2 separate regions of the Homo sapiens genome follow, and region 1 is linked to region 2. Evidence: chromatin loops called from intact Hi-C (ENCODE). Cell type or tissue: IMR-90. All regions are shown on one strand. Links, peaks and the distances in the headings refer to the core of each region. The heading gives the core; the rest is flanking DNA.

The links. Peaks named below come from ENCODE experiments on the same cell type or tissue, not always from the same donor. Only the 100,000 strongest peaks of a DNase experiment are listed, where the experiment ranks them.
Region 1: it touches region 2 in a loop (2.5-fold over the local background); 2 of 110 quality-filtered maps call a loop at or near these places.

The regions. Positions count from the first base shown.
Region 1 is chr2:215,650,220-215,666,886 of GRCh38, forward strand. The region is part of intron 5 of LINC00607 (long intergenic non-protein coding RNA 607); the gene reads right to left. LOC102724861 (a long non-coding RNA gene) reads left to right here. Exons shown (of 8, transcript NR_187737.1): 3 at 15,161-15,226. Among named protein-coding and RNA genes, the nearest start is that of LINC01614, 59 kb to the right of the region's middle. In IMR-90, for the core only: a CTCF peak has its summit at 7,773; DNase peaks (open chromatin) are centred at 7,882 and 10,672; H3K27ac peaks cover 3,013 bases.
Region 2 is chr2:215,519,874-215,536,540 of GRCh38, forward strand. No RefSeq gene overlaps it. Among named protein-coding and RNA genes, the nearest start is that of FN1, 92 kb to the left of the region's middle. RefSeq lists an enhancer at 8,251-9,450. In IMR-90, for the core only: no CTCF peak of the experiment used is centred there; DNase peaks (open chromatin) are centred at 8,068, 8,858, 9,618, 11,648 and 1 weaker place; H3K27ac peaks cover 3,446 bases.

The sequences.
Region 1 (16,667 bases), core at 4,249-12,248, 130 kb after region 2:
AAGTTGTGCTGTGATAAACATATGTGTGCAGGTGTCTTTTTGATATAATGACTTCTTTTCCTTTGGGTAGGTACCCAGCCATGGATTTTGCTGGATCCAATGGTAGATCTACTTTTAGTTCTTTAAGAAATCTCCATACTGTGCCGCATTTTATTTTTAAAAGGATAATCTGGGTTGTGGTTACTTTGGTGTTCATTATATTATTCTTGGAACTTTTCTCAGTGTTTAAAATACTTCATGCTCTGTTATTAAAAGGAGCATCTCAGAAACTCTACTTTCAAGCAAGATATATCCTACAATCTTAATAATTTTTTGATATCTCACATCACCATCACAGCTTCTTTAAAACTAAAATTATTTAAGAAATGTATACATGTAATTGAATATACCCAGCTTTTTTTAAGTGAATACTCAACTCTTTATAACATTTGTCAAGATAACACTTCGTTAAATGTTTAGTAGTATTCTTTATGACAGAGTGGTTTTGCTTTCGCCTTCATTAAAATTTTCTTTCTGGGTCAAGGTGTCTTATTAACTAGGAGAAATTCATCTCTATTGAATCTTTCCTTCAAAACAAAAATGCTTAAGTGATTCCTTAGGAGGTCTGGTGTTTTGTTTTGTTTTTTTAAAGTTGATTTTTCTTCTTTCTTTAAATCTGGTCAACCTGGGAACAAAATCAATTGTTAACTATTTATGCAGAATTTAGAATGTATTTTTAGTCCCTTTTTTTTTTTTTTTTTTTTGAGCCGGAGTCTCGCTGTCGCCCAGGCTGGAGTGCAGTGGCGCGATCTCGGCTCACTGCAGGCTCCGCCCCGCGGGATTCACGCCATTCTCCTGCCTCAGCTTCCTGAGTAGCTGGGACTACAGGCGCCCACCGGGCGCGGTGGCTCACGCCTGTAATCCCAGCACTTTGGGAGGCCGAGGTGGGCAGATCACGAAGTCAGGAGATCGAGACCATCCTGGCTAACACAGTATTTTTAGTCCTTTGCTGATGAATAGAACTGCAAAAAATATGAATCCGTGTTTCTCATGACATTTTCTTTCCTTCCCTTGTTGACTTAGTCAACAATCTTTGAGGTCTAACCGGCTAGCGGTGTAAAACTGCTGTTCTACCAGCTCAACGGTGGACTGTTTTTATTATTCCTTCTCATGACTTTCACATCATTATGTCTCCATGATATATAATATCCAGTAGATCTAAATATATAAAGAAAGAAAGGAAAGAGGGAAGGAAGAAAGGAAGGAGGAAGGAAGGCAGGAAAGGAAGGGAGGAAGGGAGGAAGGAAGGGAGGGAGGGAGGGAAGGAGGAAGGAAGGAGGGAAAGGAAGGAGGGAAAGGAAAAGTAAGTGAAGGGAAAGAAAGAATGAGAGACCTGAAATTATCCCTGATTTTAACCTCTGGACTTTCCTCATCAGTATTCAGAGTGCGAACTGTCATTGGTATTAGTCAGTTTTCCGAGATTACTTCTTTCTAGTTATCTTCTTTGGCCTCCAGATTTGCCAACCTCAAATTTCTTTCTCTGGTGCTGGCTTCTCTTTCCACCAGTGAACGATCATCTCAGGTTCTCATGGAATCCCGCCAGATTCCTCTGCTTTGTCTATACCTTTCTCATGCTTCTTTCTTCTTTAGCAAAAGGTAATAAATAGCCAAGACCATCATCATAGGCTGCATTGATCTCCTCACATCATTTCCTCTTCCTCGCTCATAAGGCAGAGTCTTCTGTAATAATACCCTATTACTTGTGTTTCTCCACCATATCCTCTTTAGTTCAAACGTCTCCTGAAGCCCCCTGATTGAATTCTTCAGTTCCCTGGTCCCTTTAAGAACAGGACCTCCCGTTTCAAGTCAACATCAAGTCCCTTTTGTATTCCACCTTCTGAACCCAGTATTCTGCTCAGCCCTCACTGATCTCTCAGATCATAGACTCAATGGAACGGGACCTCTAGCGTGAGGTCTACAAATGGATAGGGACATTATCTGAGTCTCCCTTCTGGTAGAAGTCAGTTTTCTGTTATACAGTCAAAACATAAAGGTCGGAAATCTTGCATTGGTATTTATGGATTTTGAATGTGTGTGTTACCAAAGACACTAATTTGTAACCCGAAACGATGTTCACAAATGTCTGACGCCTCATATACTTATAATCTAAACAGGTAATAAGGAAGTATTAAACAGCACATAAGTATGAGGCAAAGGAGACTATTTCTGTGTATCAGCCTTATGACCTGAGTCTGATTCCCATTGGTTCTTCTTAAATTCTCCTTCAGGCATCCTGTGCTACATAAAACACTCCATCTGAACAGTCATGCTAGCTGGCCAAGGCAGTGGGTGAGAAACGCCAGCTGCATGCCTCATGTGATCTGTTATGTTATATGGTAAGTTACTTGGAAAGAGCAAGCATTCCATTATGCCAACAAGGGAATAAAGCTGACCTGTCCTGAGTGACTTCAGTGTAGACTCCACTGGACAATTCACGAAGATGATGTAACCAAAAGCAGCTCATTAATCTCATCCTAAGTCTTAAATTCCAAGTCACAGTAAATTAGATTTAAATGAGTTTCCACTGAACAAAGCTAGAGAATAACATTTTACGGTGTATAGAACATTTTATTACTTCAGAATTTGTTGCATTGAGCTAACAGAAAACTGACTTTTTAAAAAAATAATTACATGAGCTCTTGATTGCTCTTACATGGACCACAGCTGAGTTTCAAACTTAGTAAAAAGAATTTGAATCCCCTTTAATGCACAGGTACAGACTACTAGTTAGGAAAGTTATTTGTATATAGTACTGTATTTTAGCAGATTGAAAGTCCATCCCTTAAAACTTCAGACCAGTGCTGTTTAGTAGAACTTTCTGCATTGATGGAAATGTTCTAATATTTATGTTGTCTGATAAAGTAGCCACTAGACACATGTAGTTATTACCACTTAAAATGTAGCTAGTGTGACTGTGGTATTGTCTTTTATATCATTTAATATTAATTTAAGATCGTTTTAATGTCAATAGCCACACTGGCTAGTGGCTACCATATTGGACAGAGCAACGCAGGACCACATATTGCAATGCTAACTGAAATAAATGAGGTTTCAGTCATTGTTTCATTATTAATAGTGGTAATATAGTAATATAACTGAGAATGTGAATATCACAGTAGCATTTACAGACAATTTCACTATAACCATTGGCTTCTCTAAGCAACACTCTGAGGTCAATAGGATAAGTATTATTATCATCTCCATTACACTTGAGGAAATGGATGCTCTAAGACATACTGGTGATTTAAATGACCTGTGACTCAAACTACTTGTTCTTTCTAATGCAAGAGAAACCTGTGAAAGAATGTTGTGACGTTCATGCAGCTTACCAGTAGGCTGACCTGAAATAGACTTCAGAAATGTGGGCAGGGAGAGAGAAGCAGGGAGAAGGAGGAGAGAGAATATAAAACTACACGCCGACACCGGACATTTTTGCAAATAAAAAAGCTAGGTCAACTTTTGCAGAAGCATGTTCTAATGCTGTCAAAGCTAACTTCATGAGCTTCCAACATGGGTGGGGCCCAACATAAGATCCACACACTATTGCTTTTATCAGTGCTCTGCAAGCCATAGAGTTTTTCCTTGTTTATTCTTTCTGCTTCTCCTTTCTCTCACTCTCTCTGCTTTCCATTGTCTCTACCCCTCCTTTTCTCTGTGTCATATGATCTCAAGTCACTTTCCTACATTAAAATGTTATATAATTCTTACATAACAATCTAATAAACTATTGGTAACAGTAAGAGGTTTTCCTTGTCTTAGGAAAATGTGCTGAACTAAGAAAAAAAATCATCTTCTTTAAAAAATTAGCATAATGAAATATATTAAATTGAATATGTGTGGTGGATGATAGCTTAGAAAAAAATGAGTTGCACATCCTGGTGTGTAGTCAGTTTGCAGACTGATTAATGAAGACCCTATAAGCCTGTTTGTGTGATAAGCCTGTGCAGTGGGCACTCTGCTAGAGAGACAGGACCCATGTCACCGAGAAAGACCCCAGTACTGCTGAATAGCTTATATTTTATACATTTACATTGGAAAGGCAAACGTTTAAATTGGCCCGTCTAAAACCTAACCCTGTGGTTTCGTGGATACTAGATAATTGAAAACAGAACTTCAGTGCACTAAGTCCACCTCTTCTGGGCTCTTGGCCATAACATGCTCCAATCGGAAAACACTTGTTTTAAAAGAAGTCTCTTACACAAAAGCGGGATAAAAAGAGAGACGGAGAGGAAGGAAAATTGTCTTCAGTATATTATAGCAAACATACTTGTCACTTGATAAAATACCATTTGCTCAGGTTGCTCTTCTGTGAATAACATTACAACTATCCAAATAATAGTCAAGGCTCCTAAACCATCCAGCCAGCTTTTGCAAACAGCAGAGGAAGAAAGCCACCTGAGCTTGCAGAACTGGTGCCACTAAGTGCCAATCCCCACAAGTGAACACAAGTTCATGAACTTAGGGATCCTGGTTGAAGAAAGTTGCTGCTGCAGTCAAACAATAACATCAGCAAGGATTGATTTTAACTCAGATGAGTAGTATGCACTATCAACAATATAAAGGTTGTTAAATGTTAAAAAAAAAAAGTAGTCAGAAAGTAGTAGGCAGAAAGATTTTAAAAAGAATATCTACTAATGTAGGAGTGGAAAGGTGTACCACCTTCTTCACCCTTCATAAGGGTAGTGGTCAATATCCTATAACATAAAACAGGTTAACAAGAGAAAATCATAACAAATTTATTTAATTAAAAATTTTTATGTAATATGGGAGCTTTGGGAAGAAGATCTAAAGATACAGAGAAAACTATTCATGTTTATGCTTAGGTTTGATGGACAGTCCTGTAGAAATGTGATTGGACAGAGGATATGGTCTAACCCAGCAGGGCCTGCCCGTTCAGCTTCTTCTTGGCCTCTCTGTGTAGCATTTCTTCCTCCTGGGTCTGACAGGACCCCTCTGGAATGAGGGTCTTTAAGGGGGAAGGGAGAAGGAAGAGAGTGACCTTGCTAGGTTTTATGACTTGCTTTGGGGAAGATTTCTAGTTTCTATGATGTGCCTTAGGGGAAAGGAATTCCAGCTTCTGTGACTTGCTTTGAGGAGAATTTGGGCAAGAAACAGGAGGGTGGGTGAGGGACAGAAAGGCCTTGTGGCTAAGGCCTTTCCAATCTCCTTCAGTTCAATCTTCTTCCGTTCAGTATTCAACATGTCAAGGCACCGTGCTTTGGGGTATTATGTCCTGAGCCCCAACGTAAGATGTTTACACTTTTGATTGTAAATGCCAGCAAAACAAAACTTCATGAAATATGTAAATATCATGTGTGCTATTTCAGAGATGGAGACAGAAATCAACTTAAAAATTGTCAGATATATTGCAATATAGAATTACTTCTCTTTTCTGTTATTTATTTTAAAGAAATATTTTTGTATGTTATTTTACTGATTTTATTTCCATAAAAACATGGAAACTTCAATGTTTTCATATTTTGCAGAGTTTCATTTGGGTATTTTTAATGGCATGTGAGAGAGAGAGAGAAAGAAAGAGAGAGAGAGAGAAAATTAACACACTGCATTGGAATTCTTTTTATATTCTTCCCCAAACTCTTTTCCTCTCTCCTTCACCAGGTGTAATTATAACGAAATGGGTATTCTTCATTTGACATTTTAAGTTTTTAAACTAAATATATACATAGCCATAACACAGATAGTAGTATCATGGTATTTTATGTTATTTTTTTAGAGACAAGATCTCTCTGTCTGTCACCCAGGCTGAAGTGCAGTGGTGCAGTCATAGCTCATTGCAGACTTGAAATCCTGGGCTCAATGGATCCTCCTGCCTCACTCACCCTCTCTGGTAGCTGAGACTAAAACCTCACAACACCACACCAGACTAATCATTTTTATTTTTTGTAGAGACAGGGTCTTGCCCTGTTGCCCAGTCTGGTCTTGAACTCATGGCTTCAAGTGATCCTCCCACCTAGGCCTCCCAAAGCTCAGATTACAGGTGTGAGCCACTGGCTATAAAACACCACACAGCCTACTGGGGTATTCTAAACTTGACGTCATATTGTATTTATCCTTCTGCAACTTGATTTTTGTTGCTCTGTTTTTATATTTGGTGAATGTATTCACCTTGATAATGTAACTCTAGTTCATCCCTTTTAATTACTGGTATAAGTGAGCCATAATTTCTTGAATCATTCTCCTGTTGATGGACATTCAGGCTATTTGGATTTTTATTTTTGTTACTGCTAAGAGTGCCACAGTGAACATCCCTACATATATTCTTGCATACATTGAAAGGGTGTCTCTCCTAGTGCCTCAAATTGCTGGATTCTAGGGTGTGAACATCTTTAGCTTTACCAGATCTAGATACTGCTAAATGCCATCCAAAGTGTTTATCTGGAATTCTTCATACCTGTCCCTTTACAGACCACTCAACACAGTGGCCGTAGTGACCCTCTTACAACATGTCACATCATGTTACCCTTTGCTTGAAACCTTGAAATGCCTCCCCACCCTATTTCACTCAAAACAGCTACAGGGCCCTAACTGACCTCACCCTAGCGCTGCCCTTGTTACCTCTTATGTCCCCTCTCTTTCTGCTCCTCAAATACTCCAAGCATTCTCTCTGCTTAGGGTCTTTCTTCCAGCAGTTTGCTCTGCCTCACATGCTGTTCTCTCAGACCCCACTTGGCAAAATCTTTCGCCTTCCTTGAGTTTCTGTTTAAATCTCACTTTAACAATGAGCCTTGCCATGACTACCCTCCCCGCATGCTCAATTGATGTTTTCTTGCTTGAATGTGTTTCTTTCGCAGTACCAGTACCTTATAATGCATTATGTAGTTTGTCAGATTTATTGCCTAGTGTCTCACCCATCTAGACTGTCAGATCCATGAGGGCAGAGATCTTTGCCTGGTGTGCTCATCGATGTATCTGGATACCTACAATGGAATCTGATGCATGGTAAGCATTCGACCAGTGTCTGAGAGAGGTGACTTTTGTACCTTTGTGATTTCACATTATGCTTTGCAGGGTATTATCCAAAAGAACATATGATATTTTGATTGGTAATACATGAGGACTATGATTTGAAAAAAGACTAAAATTCAGCCCCCTAAGGGTAGGGCCTGGATATGTGTTCACCACTCTATTCTTTGTGCCAAGAACAGTGCCTGGCACATAGCAGATGTTCAATAAATGTCAAATGAATGAATGGATGAATGAATGAACAGAGATTTTTTGAGAAGGTTACTTGATAGTTTGGAAGTGAATTATACTGGAAGATGAGTTGGTTCAAAGGTTTGTGATTCAGGCATGCCCATCAGACAAAGCAAGCAGGTGGTAACTCCCTATTTTAAGTTTACCTGTTGGGCCATAAATTTCCCTGTTTGAAATCTTTTACTCTTTACAGTTTCCCTATTGTTGGGGAGTAAAATGATGGAAATTTGTTCAATTGAACATACCCTTTTAGAATGTTTCTCATATTTGCCTCATGATTAGAATCTCTCAGGTGAGTCTGTTAAAAATACAGATTCATGGACCTAATTCTTAAATCAGAAACTCTGGGAGAAAATTCTGAGAACAAACCCAAGAAACTGTTATGAAACTGTTATAGTCAAGTGAGTTAGGAAAACAATAGGATCCTTGACAGAACAAAGAACAACAGCGTGCCTGAAATGTCAACAGGAGGAAAGAGCGCCTGTTATAAACTGTGTTTTAAATAATGTCAGAATAGCTGCTAAACGGCAGAACCACATTCTGCATTTGAACTGAGTCTTTCCTCTTGCCTACCTAACATGGTCATCAGGGTCTTAGGGAATTTGGGGGTGACTCACAACCTTGTGTTTATGAATTAGTCATTGAAAACACAACCAGAAGAAGGCAGGCCGTCCTCAGCTATTCCTGAGATCCTGATAGTTTCCATCTCATGAGTTGAAGAAGCAGACAGTGGGAAGTAACGTTCTGGGCTAATCAGCAAAAGAGAAAAGAAATATTATGAAACACAAGGAGAAAGAAAAAATTATTTTATTATTCCAGGTTCATTTTATCTTTCTCCTAATGTAGAAGTCTTTCTTTATATGGGAGTCACTTGGTAAAAGTAATTCATCTATTTAATGTATTCTTCCAGATAGTGACATGTGTATCTATAATATAATAGATAGTGACATGTGTATCTACAGCCTTTAAAATGTAATGTTTATTCAAGAGGAAGGGGAATTTATCGAACTCTTCAGTATGTTTCTATTCCATTGAAGTTGCTGGTAAATCTGGTTAGTGGCTGTACTTTTGGTACTTCAGATTTCAAACATTTGTATTTCAACTCATCATTCCGGAGTATTTCCAATAGAAGACATTTAATTAAAACTTATGGTAAAGTACAGAAAGGGAATTTGGTGAGAAAGAGACCTATAATTTGATCAAATGAAAACTCTCTCCATTTTTAAATTTGGCATACATTTTAGACACTCACGTGTTTTGTTTCTCATTTTGGCAACTGAGTTGAATTTGGCTGCTGGGGTGAGAGGGAAAGGGGTAGATTAGAGACCCTGTGGGATGTCACAAGTCTTTGCCAAAATCAGCACATATTTATTAAGCGGTGGGCATGAAGCTCCCCATCTGTTAGTTTTCTCAAAGTGCTGACAAGAACATTCCGATTTCCAGCTTGAATGCTTTTTTAAAAAAATTTCTTTTCTCAAAAAAAAAAAAAAAAATTTCTTTTCTCCATTTACTCTGACCAAAGGGCTGTGTTAGTGTTCAAAGATAAATGGAAAATGATGCTTGAATTTTCTAATTTGTCATTGTAAGTAATGGAACCACCCAACACCTCACACTTATGGATATTTTTGCCAGCTTGCAAAATATAGGTGAGAGCCACCCAATTCTACCTCCTTTTAGAATTGGGTGGCTCTCATCCAATGAGGAGCTAACATAATTAGCCTTTTATTGCTCCTCATCTCCCTGTTATGGGAGAAGATCAGACTCTGCTATAAACAGACAGATACCCCTAAGGTCTCCAGCAAAGGAAGTCGAAAGGGGAGACCTTTAGATCTGTTGCTTGCTTCCTTTCACATGGAAAATGTACAACTTTACTTTCAGAAATTAAATATTTGGGTACAATAGGGCAGGCCAGGGCATGATTTCATTTTGATTCATTTTAGGGCTACATCAGTTAACTCCCTTTATGTTATCTCACTAGTTCTGCTTCTCTCCTCTACCCATACCCATTTTCATCCTAGCAGCTTGCTGGTGCAAGCTCATTGGTCTCAGAAAGTCTCCCTCAACCTCTCAGATAGTGCCTGTGGAATCCTATAATTCTCCTTCATAAAGTTTTGCACAGTTCTAATTGTTTAGTAATTTTTTGTAATAACTTTTTAAATATCTGTGATAGAATTCTAAGATGGCTCGTAAGATTCCCATCCCCTGCTATACAAGCGCTGTATAATCAATCCCCTCCCTTTGATGGGTATGACCTGAAATCGGATGGAATGTCACTCCATGATTACACACCATTATGTGGTAAAGATGAAGGCATTTTGCAGATGTAATTAAGGCTCCTAATCAGTTTCCCTGAGTTAACCAAAGGGATATTATCCTTGGTGGGCCTGACCTAATCAGGTGAGCCTTTAAAGCGGGGCCTAGATGTTCCCTGAAGTCAGAGACACTCTCCTGCTAGCCTTGAAAAGCAAGCTGGCATGAGTTTTATAGCTGTAAGGAGAATTTCTGCCAGCAAGCAAAGTTCTTGTCAAGGAAGTTCTTCAAACTCCCTAGTTTGGAGGAAAACTCAATGCCTCCAATGAGACAGCAGTCCTGGTCACTGCCTGTTCTCATCCTCCCCAGGCCCTGGCCCGAGGACCCAGTTAGGCTATGTCCAGAATTCTGTTCTACAGAACCGTGAGATCATAAATGTGGATTGGTTTAAGCCACTAAGATTGAGGTAATTTGTGACATAGCAATTGAAAACTTGAACAATACTTCTCCTCCACATGAAGGCAGGGTCTATGTCTCTTATTCACTGTGTGCCCAGTGATTACCACATTATCTGACATTGAAAAACTCACTAAGTATTCACCAAAAGAAAGACTGATTGACCTTAATTAGTGGGCAGGTTCAATAGATTGGGAGTCAGCAAGTATACATCAAATTTTCAAGAAAAATTTCATGAGAATAAAATAATCACCCAGCATGAATGAGCCTGGCTCTCACTTTCTAAGTCACTATCCTGCCCAAGGAAAGGGACCAGGTTCAAACAGAGATAAAGGGCCTTTAATAAATCTTCTTCAGATTTGTATCTGCTTTTGGGTGAGTCTGATGAATTTTAAATTTTTCTCCAAAACCTTTCTGAATTGACTGAACCTTTTGAATAGTAACATACCTTCCCACTACCACCCACCACCACCCCTGGCAGACTACCTGTTCTGCCTCATTGGACTCTGCTGCCTGCTGGGGAAGGTCTGGACCATGGACGCCGGGCAAGTCATCCAAGCAAAGCCCAGTGAAGTTCCAGGATGGGCTCGTGACTCAATAAGAGGCAGTGTTTCTCCCTGAATCAGCCCCAGCATGGCCACATCTGAAGGAAGCATGGTTGCGAGCTCAGCCACTGCCTGGCTGCCTGTGGACACATGGATCCTGCACTGTCTCGGATGAGAGGACACCGTCTGCTGATTCACTTGCACCTGGGGTTTCGTGGGTGGACATCTGGAAAGGGCCTCTCTTGCTAGCTCAAGTTTTATTTATCTAAAATGATCTTTTAAAAATCATTTTACGTGTCTTCAAAGTGTCTGGACATGGTGTGGAATGTGGTTTATTCTGTCCACATGGCAGCAGGCTCTGTGTTGTAACTTGCTGAGATTTTAGGTCTGCCATCAGTATGCAGACTGACACCAGCTTTTACTGAGTAGCAATGTAGAGCCCTTGGGAAAAACAGGAGAAATGAAATAGGAGAAACTATTGTGCCAGATGAAGCTCATATTCAGGTGACCTAAATGCACCTTTCTGGGAATACACAAGGCACTATGTCTGAAGGGTCGATTCAAGATCAAAATATGCATTCAAGTGGATGGTTTGAAATGAGATTTGTTTGAGATAGCTAAAATTTGTCTTCTGTGCTTAATACTTTACAAAAAGTTTTATATACAATAGGTCCTGCATCTCACAACACACTGTGAGGTAGGGAGGATATGTAATCTTAGCCCTGTTTTCTGTATGAGGGATGAGATAAGTGCCAGGATGTTATGGGAAGAGACCTGGAACCAGGTTTGGGTGTCAGCTCTGCCATTTGTTGGGAAAATTAACCTTTAGGAGCTTCTAGTTATCCACCTACAGAATGCAGTCAACAATCCCTCCCTAGCAAGGTTATTGCTAGGATAATCAGAATGTGTGTATGAAAGCATCGAGGATTTTGACCCGTGATAAAATGCCCAGTTAATTTTCTTGAATCTAAGGCCCAGAGATGTTTAGGAATTTGTTGAGGGGACTTAGCTTGTAAGGGAAGGACCTGGGACCCAAACCAGGTCTTTGATTCTGAATTCTTTTGCCAGCCTCCAGAACTTTGATCTATTAAAGCCTTTTAAATGAATAAGGTTCACCCATGACAGTTATATTCCCCATGGACTGAGGACCCTTTAATAAGTCTTTGATTTTCTGTTTCTTTGTTACTGACGTCCCTCTCTCCAGTCCCTTCTCTACTTCAGCCAATCTTAAATACCACTTTTCCAGAAATCTCTTTCCAGATGTTGAAGATATATCATGAAATGAAAGAAGCAGGTTCAAAAAATACATGTAATAGGAATTATGCCGTTCTTATTAAAGACAAATTAGGTAATTATAGGCGGAAAAAAGATATGAGATCTACAGGAACATATTAACAGTGGCTGTGTTGAGTGGGGAGATTAGAAGCAATTTTTATTATAATTTCTGCTTTTTTAGAGTCCCCAAGCTTTCTACAATAAATATACATTGTTTTAGTAATAGGGGAAGAAGTTTCTCATTCTCTTTAAATGTCTCTAAACTCTCCCGTGAACAAAGTCAGACCTTTTGTCTCCAGCTGGGTGTAAGTTACCAGCTGCTGTGTCCTTGACCTGTACATTCACTGCATCCCTTTCAACCCATATTCTTCTACATTAATCCATAGGCTCTAAGAACCTAAAGCTTTCTAAACAACTCAAGTCATGGAAACAGCTGTCGGCTCCTTCAGTATAGGTGCCAAATCCTTCCCAGAGTTAAAGTAATAATTCGGATGCCCACCTCTAAATACAAGAACTCCTGACATGTAAGGCATCCTTCCTAACTAAGCCCTTCAGTATTTGTCCACTCTCTTTCACCAATGTCCACTTACAAATTATGCATCATTTTTTTCCGCCTCCTGGATTGCAGACTCCCTGAAGGAAGGAATTGATATGTCCATTTTCTATAAATCTCAAGAAGATCACGTGTTTCTTTCTGAGCATCTAAATGTGTTTATGAACTGTGTGGGTAAATTATGCCTTGGCAAATTAGCAGATTGAAAGTGTTGAATCTCTACATGCCCAGACTTGTAAATTTTGCCACTATTAACTTTTAATACATGTTTTAACTTTTTTTTTTCCTCTTCAAAACTTGGGGTAGTATTTCTCACTGACGACTTCCTTAAGCCAAATTTAACATTTTATAGCTCCAACTGTTTTGGAAGTCAGACAGCCAGACAGTCAAATGCATTAGAAAAAGGCATTCCCAGATTTTCTTTTTCTGTGTCATGTTTATTCCCCTCAAAAGCAGTTGAAAGATGTTTCTCTCCAAGGTTTTCAAAGATCATCTATTCTGTGGATGGCAACTTCACACTCTCAAAGGTGTCCACTATAAAAAGGGAAAAGGAGAGATGTATCGTGAAACTGTCTGGTTAACCCAATATTTGTCACTTTAACTGCTTCTGATGATGCTTTCACTGTGAAACAACACAAAAGGAAGAGTAAAACAGTTGAGACAAGGGGAAGAAATAGCAACTGCCTTAAGTGTCTACCAATTTTACAGGGTCAGCAATGGCCTCTAATTAGAGTTAGCACTGAATCAGCCAGGCATGGTGGCTCACGCCTGTAATCCCAGCACTTTGGGAGGCCGAGGTGAGTGGATCACCTGAGGTCAGGAGTTCGAGACCAGCCTGGCCAACGTGGCGAAACCCTGTCTCCACTAAAAATACAAAAATTAGCCAGGCATCGTGGCGTGTGCCTGTAATCCCAGCTACTTGGGAGACTGGGGCAGGAGAATCGCTTGAACCTGGGAGGCAGAAGTTGCAGTGAGCCAAGATCGCACCACTGTATACCAGCCTGGGCAACACAGCAAAACTCTGGCTAAAAAAAAAAAAAAAAAAATTAGACTTAGCACTGAGTCACGCTTCTTGAGAAGCCCCAGAACAGAGTTCCTATCATAGAGAACCAGAGGGGAGTCTACCCCCAGCACCGAAGATGTATTCCAAACCTTCTAGCAGGGTCCCATGTGAGGTACAGGACTCGGTGAGAGGAGGGGGGCCTGCCTGAGACAAGTGGGGTAGGTAGTCACCTAGAAGACATGTTTTAAGGAAACAAAGACCCATTCACCTACAGATCTGTCTACCACGAGCCTGTCAAATCCAGTTAGAGCCAATCCTTTGGATTAAAAAATATTGGCTCAAACTGGCCTTTTCAATTAGAGGCATGGAAACACACTATGACCTAACTGTCTTTTAAAATCTTAGCACCAACAATTCATTAAGTGTATATCTTTGACTCAGCCACCCATCAAGACTTTGAGACAACACACAGAACACATCATCTTTGGTGGAAGTTGGAAGAGTAAAACACTGCTTGAGATGAAGATGTCAGGGTTGAAAGAAGGCACCAAATAAACAAGAAGTCTTATCAGTGGAGATAGCAAGAAAGCCTGGAAAAGATGGTGCCAAACTGGAAAATATGGTGCTAAAGAGGACAGGAATGGGAATACCAAAGACAAACCTTACTTAGCCATCAGTTTGTCTGCATCAGTACTGTAGAGAGGCTACTAAGGGGGACTATTACAGAAGGAAAACAGTCTGAAAGAGATTATTATAGAGGGAAAGAACTTGAGGAAATTGAAGGATTCTCACACTTTGGAAAAAGTAAATTCTCCTACTCTGGTCCTATTTAATCCACTGTGTGTGTATGTGTGTGTGTGTGTGTGAGAGAGAGAGAGAGAGACAGAGCGATAATTCTTGGAAGCAAACCCTCTCTTTTCTCACCCTGAATTCCATGTTATCACTATTTTACACTGAGTTAGGAGGATCTTCTGCCCACACATTTGTATTATTGCTTTTCTTTTAAGTATCTTAATTCTATAGTAAAATTTGCCATAAAATATTCATAGATGGATGGGCCTAGCTCTTTAGCCATAGGTCCAGCAGGACTTACTTACATTAAATGTACCATGATATTCTAGATGTTTTAGATTATATATCAGAGAGTCAAGTGAAAAATCAGAAAGTGTTTTATGTCTATACAGAATCTTAATGATGTCTTTTTTTTTAAAGTATTATAGGAAGTGTGTTGGAAAAATATTTTGAAAACAGTAGATTTGAAAGCCCCATTTTGCTCACTTTACTCAAGTATCTGCCTCCTTAAGGTTCTAAGATTTGCCATCATCAATTAGCTGTGCAAACCATGCTGACAAAATCCCTTTTAGAATAGTTTCTTTCACCACCAACTTGCTTCAGAGCCTCACAAAATGACTCATCTAAATGAGACGGGTCCTCTGGCCCAAAGGGAACAGCTAAGTGACTGACTAATGTTTTACACTTGGGAGAGAACAGGAAATTAGCTGCATGTTTACTGTGAGGAGACACTGAAGAATTGTAAGGAAGTACCTTTAAATACTTGAGTCCCCAAAAATGTTGCTTCACCATTTGCCTAAATGTTGCTTTTAAGTTGGAAGTGTCTCAGTTTCTAAGTGAGGGTTGGATGGTGTTACTATAAGGCACACAAAATTAACTAATAAAAGTCATTTCAGTTTCAACATTAAAAAAAATGAAAGTCCAAAGTTCCTGGATGAAAGAAAGGAGGCCTCAATTACATTATGACATATTTTACTTTTGTCTCTCTGGTGAGATAGAGTACAATTAACAAGATTCTCTTTCAATTTACAGTTAAGCCAGACATCTAAAACCAAGATGACGATGAAACTTTTCAAGTTGACACATCTTACGAGTTTTGTATGGATTTCAGTGAAATTTTTTCAATGAATTTTTTGAAAGATTGCATGCTTGCCACAAGTTCTACAGTTCATAGGACTGATAGTGTTCTAACCTTTCTTGCCTGCTACAAAATTCCCATGGTCCATACTCTCTCAACCACTGTATAGCTACCATTTATAACCAAAAAAAAGTCACTTTCTAGGTACAGTGTTTTCATAACTTCAGACTTAACCAGATGATCTAGACAAATTATTTTTTTAAAAAAATATTCAGTGAAACCCCTACTAAAAAATACGAAAAATTAGCTGGGCGCGGTGGCGGGTGCCTGTAGTCCCAGCTACTCGGGAGGCTGAGGCAGGAGAATGGCATGAACCCAGGAGGCGGAGCCTGCAGTGAGCCGAGATAGGGCCACTGCAGTCCCGCCTGGGTGAAAAAGCGAGACTCTGTCTCAAAAAAATAAATAAATAAAATATTACACAGTTCTTTTTTATTGATTTTGGTGGGAAGATTTCTACCGTTGATTGTATTGTGTTAGTCTTTTCATCAAAGGACATTTCATTTTCTTTGTCTACCTATTCAGCACTTCCTCATGAAACACTTCACTGCACAGGAATAATAAGTGTTGTCTATTGACTAATGTCAACAGCCAACCCTTCATTATCTTTCCTATTGGGGAAAGAGAAAATATGATTAAATTGAATCTGCTGTTTATCCCAAATTACACTTTTGCTGAGATTTTTTAACATTCTTTGCCACCAAACCTGATGATAACATGCGAAAATTGATCTTTTTTTTTCACCTCTCCCCTGTCCTTTTCTTTGAAGATTCACTGTAAAGAATTTTGTAGACTGTGGACAAATACTGAAATGCCAAAAGCATGTAACCTTTTAGATTAGACCAACAAACAATCACAGACATCATCACATTGGCTTTATCTCATTAGTGTAAATCTATTAAAACAACCACTGAAAGCTACTGTTGCTTTAGATGGATGCTTAGGAGCTAAATTATTTGCTCTATTCACAAGAAGGATTGTCTCCAAAATCCTCCTTAGTTTTGAATAGGAAAGTAGACCCTCATGTCTCTGCAGATTGTCTACACACAATGCACTGGGTCAAGAGTCAAGGATGGCCCTGTCTATTTTTAATTTAGAATAAATGCACAACCAGTTTAGCAAAATGAAATTTGTACTTTTAGTTCTCTATTTTCAGATTTTTCATATGCTGAATGATTTAAGACTTCCATTTGTGCATTCACCTAAAATAAGAGAAAGCTCTCAGCAAAATTTTGAGTAAATAAGTATCTTTAGTATATTCTGTTTTCCTTCTTACTTCCCTTCCCAAGGATCACCCTTATCACCTTTCCAAAATAACAGTCCATCAAGTCAACCCACTATAAACTGAACACCAAACATTCTTCAAAGTTGACCTTTCCTTCATCCCATTCTCCTAGAATTCCG
Region 2 (16,667 bases), core at 3,960-11,959:
ATGTGCTGTATTTATGTGTCCCAAACTGTGACTCAGTTAGACAGTATTTGGGTCACAATATGTGATTTACTGTTTAATTGATTACCCTGAGTTTTCACCTGTAAAAAGGAATAATGAGTAATATAGAAAAATTATAGAACTAGAAAATATGTTGCTGAGATTTTCACTTGAGACGCATTGTCTGGTTCATCGAGTATTGACCTAGTAATGTAATTGTTCTTTTTGACTTCACACGGAGCTATGTAGTTTAAAGCAGTAGGCAGTGGAACAGAAAACTAAAAACAATGTAGAATTGAAAATGGAAATCAGGCACATTGTTACTCTTAGTGTCAGAGTAAATTTAGATGTCCCAGCTGATTATGAATTTTAATAGGACCTTCCATCAGAAACCAAAAAGGGCCTCAAGGAGCTTAAGACCGTATTCCTCCGGCAACCAAAGTAATTGCTCTATATCTGTATTAACACCAAAGTGTAGTCACAAACAACTTCAGTACCACCTGAGAACTTGTTAGAAATGCAAAATTTTGAGCCCCACCCCAGATCCACTGAATCAGAAACTCTGGGAATGAAGCCCAACAACCCATTTTACCAGGCCCTCTGGGTGATTCTGGTGCATATTATGGTTTGAGAATCATTGCTGTATATAAGCAAGTTGATAGAAAGATGAACTCAGGAGAAGGGGAAGGAGCTACCTTTTACCGAGCTTCTACAATGTCCCAGGCACACTTTTAGGAGACTCATCAGCATCAGGGTATGAACCCAAATCTATCTAACTCTGAAGACCATGTGTTCATTCCATTTAGTCAAATTTCCTCACCTTCAAATATATATGAAGTATCTCAATTGGACCAAGTGCTTCTTATATGTTATCCTGTTTAATCTTTACACAGATATTAGGAAGTAGGCTACATTATTTCTATTTCACAGATGAAGAAGTTCAGATTTATAGAAGCTAAGTCACTTTCTCATGTGGCGTAGACAGTAAGTAGCATAGCTGGGTTGATACAAAGCCCATGATCTCACCTTGCCTCCCTGCACCAAACCTTTCCCTTAATTTTTAAAATCTTCTACCTCTGGTTGCCATTCCCTGCCTACTGCTAATCTGTTTTCCATATTAGAGGATTTCATCTTTCTCATCTTGCATCCTTCACCTGAACCACAGAACACAGGAAATGATTCAAATGACGATTCTCCCAGTTCTCCCATGGGTGGTTCTTAGCTAGTTCCAGGATAGCTGTGTGGTAGTGGGAGCTAATTCATTACACGCAGTGGAAGCCTTGGGCATCCGGGCTCAGCACTCTCACAGAACCCCCATCAGGAAAGCCTAGAAGACATATGAGAAACTCTTCTTATTCACCCATCTGGCAATTCATTTTGCTGTTTTCTTTCCAAGTTCCTCTTTGAATATCTTCCTTCAGTCAGAAAATTTGGCAAAAGAAAGCATGGTGTAACTGAGAAGACACTGAGCCAGGGCTCAGGAGATTTAAACCAAACACCTCTGCTAGGCAGATGTGCCTCACTTGATAATTCATTTTAATTTCCTGTTTTTTTCTCTTCACGGGGAAAATGTGGTCTGGATTAATGAATGTCGAGGGCCTATATGTCCAGCTCCAGCATGCTACTGTTTATGAAAAGAAATTAAGCACGGCTGTCAAATTCCCCTTCTTCATCCCAAAAAAGCATTGAAAAGGGAAATATACATAACTCATTATTGTGTGTATGTATGTCTTATTTGGGACCCTTTGAATATTACTCTATGTGGTTTTCTTGGTAGTCCCAATTATTTCTTCAGATATATATTTGGAGGGATCTTTGTTCACAAAGTATTTTCATTTAGGACTCAAGCTAGGATAAAGAGTAAGGCTTGTGGTTATCCTAACCATTCTTAAGAAGTCTTTCTGATGTCCCGAATCTAACCTACTGTGGCATGTAATTTTATTCAGTTCAATTCAATTCAACCAGTTTTACTGTGCAGTATTTTATCACGGGCACACCCAGTAAACATTATATTAACTCAAAAGCTAGTTAGAAATTCTATTCCAGTGGAAAAGGTTAATACCATGAGTGACTAGGCCTGCTAATTCATGCTTGTAGAGGTTATGGTAGAATATTCCCCAGTGAATTCATTTTGGAGGAGTAGAGTCCATTTTTATTCTTGTCTGGAGTGCGTAATATGAAGCTTTTCATATCTCTGAAGCTTTACATTAGCCATTTTGGGTTGGCTTTTTAAGAGACTCTCCTAGAAAGAGAACAGTAAAAACTCTTGCCTTTTATAATCATGCATCATCTTTCAGTCTACGTACATATATCAAGTTAAAAAAATTCATAAAGAAAATCTAAAATATACCACTCAAGCAAACTTAGACAAGTGTTGCATATTTTTGTAGAAAATCAAATTAGTCAAAATAAGATTTACAGAATGTTCCAAATCTCTATCAACTGGATTGTTTGTAGGTTAATCAGAGGAGATTTTAAATGACCAAAGGGAGGGATGGGGAAGAAAGACTCTCCTAACACTTAACTGCTTGCAGCTGCTATTTTAGCCGCCAGCCAATAAAGATTTATAAACAATCCATTCTTTGTTTCATGCTGAGGTCCTTCAGTACACAGAAAAGAGGATGAAATTCAGCATGGTTACTTTTGGCATAGGACTACTGGGCCCAAATCTACAGTTTATGCAAAACAAAGAATGAGAAAATGGAAGTATGAGGAAATAATTGGTATCAAGAATTGAATGATATGATCACTTATAACCATCCCCAGCCTAACCAGCTGTATTATTTACACACTAATAAATATTTCTGCTTAGGCATTTAATCTCTACAGATATTGGGTCAATAAGAGTGTAAGATTTTTGCAAATGTACAAATTTGCCGAAATCATCTAAAACTCTCCCAAATAAAATTAGTGTTCTTTCTCTTTTTAAGAATTGGGAGCTGTATACATGATTGACTAACTGTGAGAGTTAGACTATAAGACATGAATACAGGCTGGGCAGTGGATCATGCCTATCAACTCAGCACTCTGGGAGGCCAAAGTGGGTGGATCTCTTGAGTCCAGGAGTTCGATACCAGCCTGGGCAAAATGGCAAAACCCTGTTTATACAAAAAATGCAAAAATCAGCCTGGTGTGATGGCATGCACCTTTAGTCTCAGCTACTTGGGAGCCTGAAGTGAGAGGATCACCTGAGCCTGGGGAGAGTGAGGCTGCAGTGAGCTGTGATCACACCACTGCCCTCCAGCCTGGGTGACAGGGTGGAATCCTGCCCTCCTCACTCCCCAAAAAAGACATGAATACAAAGCGTATGTATGTCATATGTATATAGAGTGTTCTATTGTGATTAGGTAAAATTAACAACGTTTGTCTTGCATGTTGAAAATTAAAGGTAGTTATACTTGGGCTAAAGATAGGTAGACATAATTACCTGTTAACATTAACATTAACCATTTTTGGTTTTTACTATTGCTATACATATAATCTATTTTTCCATATATTGTAAATAATTTTGACACTCATTCTTTTATTCATTAATTGATCCATTTAATAAGCATTTGTTGAATACTTACCATGTACCATGCACCCTGATAGGCAAGGAGAATGCAAGTAATAGGACAGTTAAGATCCCTGACCACTGCATCTCAGTGGGTGAAAAAAACAGTAAACAAACAACTAAAACTAATGACATTAAAACTGAGACTCAAATGATAAGAAGGAGCCAGCCATATGACTCCTTCCGGGCAACCAGGAATGACAGGAGCTGGTGTGACTGGAGTTAGGTGAGGGAGGGAGGTGCAGCAAAGGAGGTGGGAGGGCCCTGGCCATGGGTGATTTGTATGATATGGGAAAATGTTTGGAATTTATTCTGATACAAAGGAAGTCATTAAAAGGTTTTTAATCAAGAGACTAACATGAGATCACCTTTGTTTAAAAATAATCATTGCGCTCGTGCCTCTAGTCCCAACATTTTGGGAGGCTGAGGCGAGAGGATGGCTTGAGGTCAGAAGTTTGAGACCAGCTTGGCTAACAAGCTGAAACCCCATCTTTACAAAAATTGCAGACATGGTGGCACATACTTCTAATCCCAGCTACCTGGGAGGCTGAGACAAGAGAATTGCTTGAACCTGCAAGGCAAAAGTTGCAGTGAGCCAAGTTTGCTCCAATGCACTCCAGCCTGGGCAACAGAGTGAGACTTTGTCTAAAAAACAAAATAAAAAATAATCATGCTATGGTTTTCATGTGTTCTTCAAACTTATGTGTTGGAAACTTGATCCCCAGTGTGGCAGTGTTGGGACATGGGGCATAATGGAAGATGTTTGAGTCATGGGGGCACTAACCTCAGGAATGGATTAATGACATAATTGCAGGAGTGGGTTTGTTATCATTTGAGTGGGTTCCACGTGAAAGTATGAGTTTGGCCCCCTTTTGCTCTCTCTTTGTCCTTCACCTTTCGCCAATAAGATGATGCAGCAAGAAGGCCCTAACCAGATGCTGGTGCCTTGATCTTGGACTTCCCATTCTCTGGAACTGTGAGAAAATAAATTTCTGTTCTTTATAAATTACCCAGTCTCAGGTATTATGTTATAGCAGCACAAAACATACTAAGACAATCACCCTAGAGACTATGTAAAGAATGAATTTGAGGGGACCTCCAAATGAATAAATAGGTATGCAGATTAGGTGAATATTTTAGTTATCCAGGTGGAAAATGATGAACAAAGGTATATATTTTGTAGGTAGAATCATTGGTATTTACTCAGATGACTCCCAGGTTTCTGACTTTAGTAATTGAACAGAAAATGACAGTGTCATTTCCTAAGATAGAAACTATTGAGTGAAGTTCAGGTCTGTGGGAATGGGCATGGGGGTAATCGAGAGTTTCATTTTGAGGCCAGGTGCGGTGGCTCATGCCTATAATCCCAACACTCTAGGAGGCCAAGGTGGGTGGATCACTTAAGGTCAGGAGTTTGAGACCAGCCTGGCCAATATGGTGAAACCTGTCTCTACTAAAAATACAAAAATTAGCCAGGTGTGGTGGCGGGCACCTGTAATCCCAGCTACTCCAGAGGCTGAGACAGGAGAATTACTTGAACCTGGGAGGCAGAAGTTGCAGTGAGCTGATATCATGCGACTGTGCTCCAGACTGGATGACAGAGTGAGACTCCATCTCAAAAAAAAAAAAAAAAAAAAAAGAGTTCCATTTTTGGATGAGTTATCCAACTGGGGATAACAGTAGGCCATTAGATATTCAAGTTTGAAGCTCAAAAGCAAAGTCTGGACTGGAGTTAAAAATTTAGGAATTGTCAGTATATAAATTATATTTAAATTCATGTAAATAGAAAATATCATCTAGGCTCTTATAACAAAGAGGGAAGAGGGACCAGAACAGAATCCTAAGAAATCCCAACATTTATAGGCTGAGAGAGGAGGAGCTAGGAAATTAGAGCAAGCAGGTGAGATAGAAGAAATATAGAACAGTAGGATTTGTGAAGAAGGTTTTAGGAAGGAGGGTGTTCACTTAATTAATATTAAACATGCTGAAAATTCTAATGTAGCAGATACAATTAGTACTGGCTAGGCCAAATAAAAAATTTAAGCTTTTTATTCCCACTTATCCATTAATTATAGTCAATATTAATGTTAATAGCTTTCTCTGTTTTTATAGACTAATAAATTACCTGTGTTGTCATCACACTTACCCACATTCCTGCATATTCACACAGATTCTGGATCTTGCAATAAGATTCCTGTTGCCTCCTCTTTACTTATCTTCTACAAATGACTAGTTCTCTGCTCTATTTGTGTGCCCTACCAGCCAATCTATTTCTTATTTCAACCATGACTCCAAGTTTTCAGAACTTGAACCCTGTGGTTGTAGATTGCTTGAGGAGGAAGATGTCATGGCCATTTTTGCTGACTGAAGAGACCTAGGAAGGTAAGAAACAGGGTACGCTTTGGGAGGCCAAGTCGGGCAGATCACCTACAGTCAGGAGATCGAGACCAGCCTGGCCAACATGGCAAACCCCCGTCTCTACTAAAAATACAAAAATTAACTGGATGTGCTGGGTGCCTGTAATCCCAGCTACTCGGGAGGCTGAGGCATGAGAATCACTTGAACCCAGGAGGTGGAAGTTGCAGTGTGAGCCGAGATGGTACCACTGGGGGATAGAGCAAGACTCTGTCTCCAAAGCAAAAAGAAAGAGGCTAAGGTTGGTGGCACAGAAAATGGACACAGGGTACAGAACTCAGAAGGGCTTTGTATTTCAAGCTCCTTAGTACAATGGGATGAGAGGGAAAAGACGTGAGTGAAGGAAAGGGGCTGGCTGAGTTTCCTAAAAATATTTAAAGTAGGGTTTATCTTTTTGAGCCAACTAAAACTAAAGCTTAGTAATCAAGCATAGTACACTGTGGACAAGAATCAGTTAAACAGCAACCCCCTGGAAAAACAGCACACCCAAACATTGCTAGGGAACAGCTGGAGAGAGACCACTTTAGGGAATATTTCGGTCTAGAAGTTGTTCTCTCCCCACCATGGGTTAGACAGGCCTGTAAGACTCCTTCCAGCACATCAGACAAGATAAAGAAAGCATTTTTACAGATGAGAAGATTGTGATACCTTCCGCTTTTGCAAGGATAAGTGAAGTAGCAAATGGATGGGGGGCGGGGGGTGGGGGCGACTGGTACTTATAGAAACACAGTTGATGAAATGTTGAATGTTTATGTCTGAAATCTGAACAGCTGGTTCCAGACTGAGAATTCATGTCTGTAACATGTCTGCTGCTGGACAGGAAAGTGATTATTCTTCCATGGATTAGCATGGGATGCAGAAGAAATCAAAAGATACCACAGGCATGGAATGACCTTGCAAGAAGATGAGCTGAATAGCAGTCAAACAGCTGCACTGCCTTGACCGTACCCTGACAAGGGTTTCATCAGGTCCTCAGTGAGAAGGAATAGGCACTGGACTCCAAAAATGGTGGGAAAAGAGTTCTAAAAACGTAAGGCCCTGGAGCCTAAAGAATGGTGAATGAGGATGGAGGAGCAGACAGAGGAAGCTGAAGATGCAAATGACGAACTTCAAAATTTTCCTTCTTAACATAATTCTTATATGCTGTTGTTTTGTGCATTACCTTTGTTCTAGTCCCAAAGAGGTATGTAGGTCTTTTCAAATTTGAGGTAATACCTGCTGCATATTTGCTTCTCCCCCATATAACCTGTCCCATAAATCTTCCAAGGTCAAAGAAACCTGAGAAACTATGTCATGGAATTCTTGATTCGGGGAAAAAATATGATTTATCACTGCAGCTAGATGTTTATAATCCAGGCAGTCATGCTAATCAACAAATCATAATTTGTTGATACTGATGACCTGGCTGGAAGCTTCTTCTCTCCAAGTTTTTGTAGCCACCATTATGACTGTGCAGTGGACAGAGAATCCACACTCTGGCTGGCTAGGGTGCCCTGTTTGAGTGTTCTCATGATTGGGTATTGGCTCCAGCTTATTAGCTGGTAGGATGTTGGCAATATTAAGCTACCCATGGGGTTCTTTATCAATCTTATTCCTTGAAACAGGAATCAAAAACACATATACACTGGCCAGGCGCGGTGGCTCACGCCTGTAGTCCCAGCACTTTGGGAGGCCAAGGCGGGTGGATCACTTAAGGTCAGGAGTTCGAGACCAGCCTGGCCAACATGGTGAAATCCCATCTCTACTGAAAGTACAAAAATTAGCCAGGCATGGTGGTGTGTGCCTGTAATCTCAGCAATTGGCAAGGCTGAGGCAGGAGAAATTGCTTGAACCCCGGAGGTGGAGGTTGCAGTGAGCTGAGATCATGCCACTGTAGAGAGAGAGACTCCATCTCAAAAACAAAAAGGAAAACAAAACAAAACAAAAAAACCCAAAACCCCAAAACACATATACAGGAGAATGTGGGGACTCTGAAATGTGTGAATGAACCAAAGCTAAAACCCTCCCAGTATGTCCCTGGTTCCACAGAAAGAAAGCAGCTGCCGTGTCTACATTGGAAACTAGATCAGTGCATGACTGAAAATAATGATGTGTTGGCATGAGGTTACATACTTAACCAAAGAAAGCTTTTCTTAAATAAAGGGTGAAGAATGACATCAACTATTTGGGTTATCTAGCCACATTGCTTCAAGTTGGGCTTGTTTCCTGAAATCTTTTCCAAACCTTTTGGATTAATTTTTATTGTATTAATAAATATTCTACAACAAACCAGTTTAGTAAAACAATTTAGACCATTAGGACAAAAACACACAAAAAACACGCTAATCTTTTTGTTAGCTACATAATTTTGTTGACATTCTTCTTGATTTTAGAAGGCTGTTAGTAATTGATAGCTTAGATCAAGTCTACACTGAAAAAAGGAAAACAGAATGAAAAAATGTCTTATGAAGTTCACCAGTGTAGATAGTTTAGATTTCAAAGAAAATTTCTTAATTGTGTGTCTATACTATCTGAATGCCTTGATTATTGACTAGATTTTTACCATGTTTTGTGATATTTGTGTGTGTCTGTGTATGTATGTGTCTATCCATCTAATCTATCCATTTCTATTATCTACAACATTTGAGTCAAAGTTCTTGCATTCTTTCTATATTTGCCAAAAGTATGAAAAGAGAAATGCCCTAAAAGTATATATATTTTTATATATAAGTGGTTTTTTTTTTTCTTTCTTTCTAATGGCTCAAAAATTATGTAGGTGGAGGATTTGGCTTTATCTTGAATGAATCATCTTTAGAATCAATACTGATTCAGGGTGAAAATGATCGTGGGGGATTGTTCTCATTTTTCCATGTTGAACATACCATTCCAGAAGTCCTGTGGCAATTCCCAGCTTAGCCGCTGACTCATTCAGCCATATTTCCCTCCACAGGATGTGAGGAGGTGGTATGTCTGGGGACCATAAACATCCCTAAGGCATCACCCCCACCTAACCCTGGGGCTTGACTGAGTTTTATGAAATACAGGGCCAGGCTCAGCCCTTGTGTTTCTACATTGTCTTCAGAAGCCTGAACAATAAACCATAAACCATAAGAAAGATGGGTGTAATTAATTCCTTTTCTACACAGTTGTACACTCTGCTGCTAAGTATTCTAGTCCTCCTATCTTTTCTGCAATGTATTTCTAAACTTTTACATGTAGTGTGGAAAACATGTTGGAATTATGCACACATATAGATTGAGAAGCTTACAGTCCTTGAAACAGGTAAAAACCTGAACTGAAGAAAGTCTGTAAAAGATCTGTATCATGACTTTGTAGGGTAGTTGTTGTATGGTGGGCACAAATCAAATCTAACTGCTGTCCTCATTAGAAGAGAGAATTTGGATACACGAAGAGACACCAGGGATGCATGGACACAGAGAAAAGGCCAGGTGAGGACGCAGTGAGAGTGTGGCCACCTGCAAGTGAAGGCAGCGGGGCTTGGGAGAAATTAAACCTGCCTGCACCTTGATCTTGGGCTGCCAGCCTCCAGAACTGTGAAAATAATTTCTATTGTTTAAACACCCTGTCTGTGGTATTTTGTTATGGCAACTCTAGCAAACTAATACAGTGGTGTAGTAGGAAAAGCTCAGTTTTGAAATACAGTCAGGAGTTGCTTAACAACGGGGCTATGTTCCAAGTTATGTGTTGTTAGGTGACTTTATCACTATGCAAACATTGTAATGTGTGCTTACATAAATCTAGATGGTATAGCCTACTACACACCTAGGCTACATGGTATAGCGTATTGCTCCTAGGCTACAAGCGTGCATAGTATGTTACTGTACTGAATACTGTGGGCAATTGTAACATAATGGTAAGTATTTGTGTATCTAAACATAGAAAAGGTGCAGTAAAAATATGGCATAAAAGATTAACAAGTGGTACATAAGACAGCTTCATTATAATCATGCAAGACCACCATCATATTTGTGGTCCACCATAGATTCAAATGTCCTTATGTGTAACCTGACTGTAGATGAATCTGAGTACAGCTTGCAGCACTAGTGTAATCTTGGAAAAATTGTTTAAACACTCTGAACACCAGTTTCCCCATTTGTAAATTGAGGATAACAATAACTACCTATCAAGGTTATCTTAAGGAACAAATGAATCTATATAGGTAGTGCCTGACATAAAGTAGGTACTCAAGAAATATTTTAGAGACTTTACTCTCTGCTGGGGGAAAGGCATAGAATTTTGCAATTAATCAGATTTGGATTTGAATCTGCATTTCGTCACTTAGCCAAGTGACCTTGGGCACATAACTTAAAATCTGCGATCACCAATCCTACATATAAAACACTAGGAATGTATTACGTTAGGTGCTCAGTACATCTTAGTTCTCCTTGGAGATTCTGGTTACAGACACAGTTCCAATTCTTTCTGAATATCAAAGTAATATATAAACAATGTGTTTGCTAGGGAGAGGTGTGTTTGCTAGGGAGGGTCTAACCGAGAGGATGAGGCTCTAATTACAATATTTATAGTACTTGTATTTTGATTGCTTATGCTTACTCACCACATGATGAGTAAATGGGATGGTCTTTCTGAAGGAAAAGCAACTATACAAAGGATTCAAAGAGAAAGCTTTACCATCAGGCTGACACAAAGGCTATTAATAATCCTGTCCTCGAGGTGCCATGTGAAATCTTGATTCCTAAATGAGAAAATAAGTACATGTAGAGCTGAAATAAGTAAAAATCTATTTATGCAAGAGAAAAGTCACCATTAATTTGCTAAAACATTCCAGACATTTGTAACTTTGTGTGTATTTATATTTATATAATTACTTTCTATGCACACCATTTGATAACTGCCTTTCCCCCCACTTCACAATAGTTTATGGACCTTTTTCCATATTTCCACATCATTAAATAGTCCACTCAGCATTATTTTAAATGACTGAAAGGCACTGCATTGTTAGAATGTACCAGGATTTTAAAACAAATCCTTTTTGTTGGACATTTAGGTTCAACAAACTTTGTTTTTAAAAATCAAGAGGTTAATTCTCTGGTTGCCCATCTGATTGATGACTTAGAGGTGCATAGAGTTGAGGTAAACTGAGTGTGCGAATGTGAACTTGCAGGAGTGGGTGAAGACAGAATGCCTATCTCGGCACTGCAGAAAAAAAGTAGGGAAAGTGCAGCATCGTGAGAAATGCATTTCTGCCTTAAGTTTACTGGGAAAAATCAATTTTAGGGCCTAATAGAGCATCACTTATCTATATGTCACTTGGAATCAGTGTGTTTTCACCATCAACTAAGGACTACTATCTTGGACTGTGTCTCAAGAGAAATGGAGTAGAATCTCCAGATAGCCTTTTTCAGCCTTAGCAACAGGAAAGACAGAAATGACTTGGATATGTACAAACCTTCATAGATGATTGTGTGAAACTTGAGCTTTAAGAAAAAAGATGACAATTCTAAATATGCATTTTCTTGTGAAAGTCATAGAGATATTTTGAGGCGATTCATATTTTTAGATATAGTAGTTATTATTCCCTTCACGAAGAGATAAGATAGGCATTTCATTCCTCTCCCCTTTAGATTCATAAAACAAAGGTGTCTTTCATGGAATCAACTACCCAGCTAGGAAAATGTGTCAGGCTTACCAGTCAAGCTCAAAAATATGAAAAAGGTGACGTCTGTTTAGTTTCTCACAATTTTTTCCTTTTCCCCGATCCCAGATCTGTGAGTCACCATTCTGTGTGAAAAATATTTAGAGTGAGAATTATTCCTTGACAAGTTATGTTGTTAGACGAACTTCCCTATCACTCAAAGAAATGACCCTTATCTCTTTCTTTACTTGAAGAATATCTTGCAAAAACATTTAATCTAGTCCAGAATAATTTCAGGGGTTGACAACACTGCTCTCAAGCCATTTTGTAAATACCACTGCCTCATTTTAAAGAAAAGAACTTCTGTTTTCTTTTCTTGGTTAGTGGATTCTGGTAAGTCCCACCAGTTTGGTTCTATAAACAGAGGCCCTGACAATTTTATTAAGAGCACTGGTTTAATATAATGATTCATGAAAAAAGCCTAGATTAGAATATTAAAATATTAAGTAAGTAGATAACATGCAATTCTACCAGGAGGTATAAGGATGGAAATATCACAAATGCATCTCTTGGATCTATTATGAACATTAAAACCATCAGCCTGAGCACTTACTAGATTTTTTAACTGTGGCGTGTAGGTTTTTCAAAAAATATTTTTACATAAATATGCCCTCCTGTGGCCACTCACCTTTCCCCATTCACATCGCCCTTTCCCTTACCTTCCAATAAGCAAATATATCTTAACTAATGTCAGGCCTTAAGAGACATTTGTATTGGCATTCTATTTGACTTTAAGGTAAAACTAGAAATTTTTAGGAGTCACTTGACTGGTGAAATCACTCTCACTCTTTTTTTATGATTTAATGTTTTTATTGTCACTGTTAACTAGCATGAGATGGGGAAATTTTATTATATATGTGATAAAGGATTAATATCCAGAATATATAGGGAATTCTAAAATTCTACAACAATCACAATAAACACCCTGATTCAAAAGTGGCAAAGGACTTGAAAAGACACTTCTCCAAATAAGTTATACAAATGGCCAATAGGCCTGTGAAAAATGTTCAAACTCACTAATCTTTAGGAAAATGCAAATGAAAACTACAATGACATCTCACCTCATATTTAGGATAACTATTGTTAAGTAAAAACAAAAACAAAAAATAACAAGTGTTGGTGAGGATGTGGAGAAACTGAAACCCTTCTGCACTGATGGTGAGAATGTAAAATGGCATGTCCACTATGGAAAACAGTATGGTTGTCCCTCAAAAATTTTAAAGTGGAATTACTATATGATTCATCAATTCTACTTCTAGGTATATACCCCAAATAATTGAAAGCAGAGACTTGAAATATCTTGAAATTCAATTGAAATATCTCAAAATGGAATTGAAAGCAGGATCTTGAAATATCTCTGGAAGAGATTTTGTGATAGGTTTGGCTCTGTGTCCCCACTGAAATCTCATGTTGAATTGTAATCTCCAGTGTTGCGGGAGGGACCTGGTGGGAGATGATTAGATCATATGGAGCAGATTTCCCACTTGCTGTTCTCCTGATAGTGAGTGAGCTATTGCAAGATCTGGTTGTTTACATGTGTGTAGCACTTCCCCTTTGCTCTCTCACTTTCTCCCACTCCACTATTTGAAGAAGGTGCTTGCTTTCCCTTCTCTCTTTTGCCATGATTGAAAGTTTCCTGAAGCCTCCCCAGCTATGCTTCCTGTACAACCTGTGGAACTGTGAGTCAATTAAACCTCTTTTCTTCATATACTACCCAGTCTCGTGTAGTTTTTGATAGCAGTATGAGAATAAACCAATACAGAAAATTGGTACCAGAGAAGTGGGGCATTGCTATAAAGATATCTGAGAATGTGAAAGTGACATTGGGACTGGGTAATGGGCAGAGGTTGGAAAAGTTTGGGAGGTTAAGAAGACGACAGGAAGATGAGGGAAGGTTTGGAACTTCCTAGAGACTTGAATGGTTTTGACTAAAATGCTGATAGTAATATGGACAATGAAGTCCAGGCTGAGGTGGTCTCAGATGGAGATGAGAAACTTCTTGGGAACTGGAGCCAAGGTCACTCTTGCTATGCATTAGGAAAGAGACTGGAAGCATTGTACCCCTGCTCAGGATCTTTGGAACTTTGAACTTGAGGGAGATGATTTAGGGTACCTGGTGGAAGAAATTTCTAAGCAGAAAATCATTCAAGAAATGACCTGGCTGCTTCTAAAAGCCTATGCTCATTTGCATAAGCAAAGAGAATATTTTAAAGAGAAGCAGAGCATAAATGTTTTAAAAATCTGTAGCCTGACTATGTGGCAGAAAAGAAAAAAATATTTTCTGGGGAGAAATTCAAGCTGGTTGCAGAAATTTGCATAAGTAAAGAGGAGCTGAATGTTAATAGCCAAGACAATGGGGAAAAAACCCTCCAGGGCACTTCAGAGACCTTCACCGCAGCCCCTCCCATCACAAGCCTGGAGGCCTAGGAGGGAAAAATGGTTTTGTGAGCCAGGGCCAGGGCCCTGCTACTTTATGCAGCCTCAGGACATGGCACCCTGCATCCCAGCCACTCCAGCTCCAGCCATGGCTAAAAGGGGTGAAGGTACAACTTGGGCCATTCCTTCAGTGCATGCAAGCCCCAAGCCTTGGTGGCTTCCATGTGGTGTTGAGCTCGCAGGTGCACAGAAGGCAAGAGTTGAGGTTTGCGAGCCTCTGCCTACACTTAAGAGGATGTATAGAAACACTTGGATGTTCAGGCAGAAGTCTGATGCAGGGGCAGAGCGCTCATGGAGAACCTCTACTAGCGCAATGCAGAGGGGAAATGTGGGTTTGAAGCCCCCACACAGAGTTCTAACTGAGGCACTGTCTAGTGTAGCTATGAGAAGAGGGCTACCATCCTTCAGACCCCAGAATGGTAGATCCACCAACAGTTTGCACTGTGCACCTGGAAAAGCTGCAGGCACTCAACATCAGCCTGTGAAAGCAGCCTTGGGGGCTGTACCCTGCAGAGCCACAGGGGCAGAGCTGCCCAAGGCCCTGGAAGTCCACTCCTTGCTTGCATCAGTGTGGCTTGGATGTGAGACATAGAGTCAAAGGAGATGATTTTGGATCTTTAAGGATTAATAACTTCCCTGCTGGGTTTCGGACTGGCATGGTGCCTGTAGCCTCTTTGTTTTGGCCAATTTCTCCCTTGTGGAATGGGAGCATTTACCCACTGTTTTTACCCCCATTGTATCTTGGAAATAACTAACTTGTTTTTAGTTTTACAGACTCATAGGCAGAAGGGACTTACCTTGTTTCAGATGAGATTTTGGACTTGGACTTTTTGGAATAAGTTAAGACTTTGGGGGACTATTGGAAAGGCATGACTGGTTTTGAAATGTGAGGAGGACATGAGATTTGGGAGAGGCCAAGGGCTGAATGATATGGTTTGGCTCTGTATTTCCTCTCAAATCTCATGTTGAATTGTAATCCCAGGTGTTGGGGGAGGAATCTGATGGGAGGTGATTGGCTCATGAGGGTAGATTTCCCCCTTGCTGTTCTTGTGATAGTGAGTGAGTTCTCATGAGATCTGGTTGTTTTAAAGTGTGCAGCGCTTCCCCTTTGCTCTGTCTCTTCCTCCTGCCCTGCATGTGAAGAAGGTGCTTGCTTCCCCTTCACTCTTCCACCATGATTGTAAGTTTCCTGAGGCTTCTCCAACTATGCTTCCTGTGCAGCCTGCAGAACTATGAGTCAAGTAAACCTCTTTTCTTTATAAATTACTCAGTCTCAGGTAGTTCTTTATAGCAGTGTGAGAACAAACATTATCCAAAATAGCTAAAAGATGGAAGCAACCGAAGTGTCCATAGACTAGACGAAAGGATATGCAAAATGTGTGTAAAATAAGCCAGTCATCAAAAAGAAAAATACTGTGTGTTTCCACTTATATGAGGTACCTAGAGGAGACAAAGATTACAGAGATAGGAAGTAGAATGTGGTTGCCAGGGACTACATGGAGAGAGGAATGAAGAGTTATTGCAGTTTTACAAGATGAAAAGAATCCTGGAGATGGATGGTGATGATGATTGCACAACAATATGAATGTACTTAATGCTACAGAACTGTACACTTAAAAATGGTTAAGATAGTAAATGTTATATGTATTTCACGAAGATTTAAAATTTTAAATTAGAAAAAATGAGGGATTTTATACTCTTTTTAAGCAACATTTTTGTTCAGTTTCTGTTAATGTTAATAGTAGTTGTTATTTTTCATTTGACCTGACTTATCCAGTAGATGCATTCGATAGTTGCTTTGCATTATGTGACATTTCAGTAATAAATCTCTAGAGGAAAATATTTCATTTTCATGATGTTTACTTATGATGGGGTGATGATAAAATTATCATAGCTGCTCCTAGAATCTGTTAACAATGTTTCATTGATAAGTGTGGGCAAACTAGACCTGGAGTCCTCTAATTAGCTATGATGACTAGTTAACAAGCAGACAAGGTCAGGCAAATAAACATTTATGTCCACATGCTTGCATGAGGAAGTGGCTGAAGGGTGGAGTGTGTATTTTGGTCAAAAGAATGTTTAGTGATGTTTTCTTTTCCATGTTGGTTATAATTCAGCCGTCTCAGAAATCTAAATATATTCAAGTTCAGAAGCATTGTTGGCTTTGAAAACACTGATTATTTTTGTTCATATATCTAATAAACATTACATGGCCCTTCTTGTCTATAGAAAAAAATCTAACTTTGCCAAAAAAGGGCCCTAACTGGAATGATTTATATGCACTCAATATCAGGAATAAAAGCTTTATTAGTTTTAGTTGGTAAAATAATTTTGTGTTGTGGGAATCATTTTTCAAAATGCTTTATTTTCTAAACACATTACCCAAAAATACTGGGGATGGGTTATTGAAATTTCAATAATTATCATCGTATTTCTCTATTTTGGCTAAATAGAAACAAAGGCAATACATAAAAACCTATAGTGGAGCTTGAGAATTTAAAACCTATTCCTACAGTTCATGATGCTTTAATTGTAGGTACAGTGCTAAAAACACCTCTGCCACTTCACCAAAAATTTGCTCTCGAGTCCTATAGAATGTCTTTACGTGAA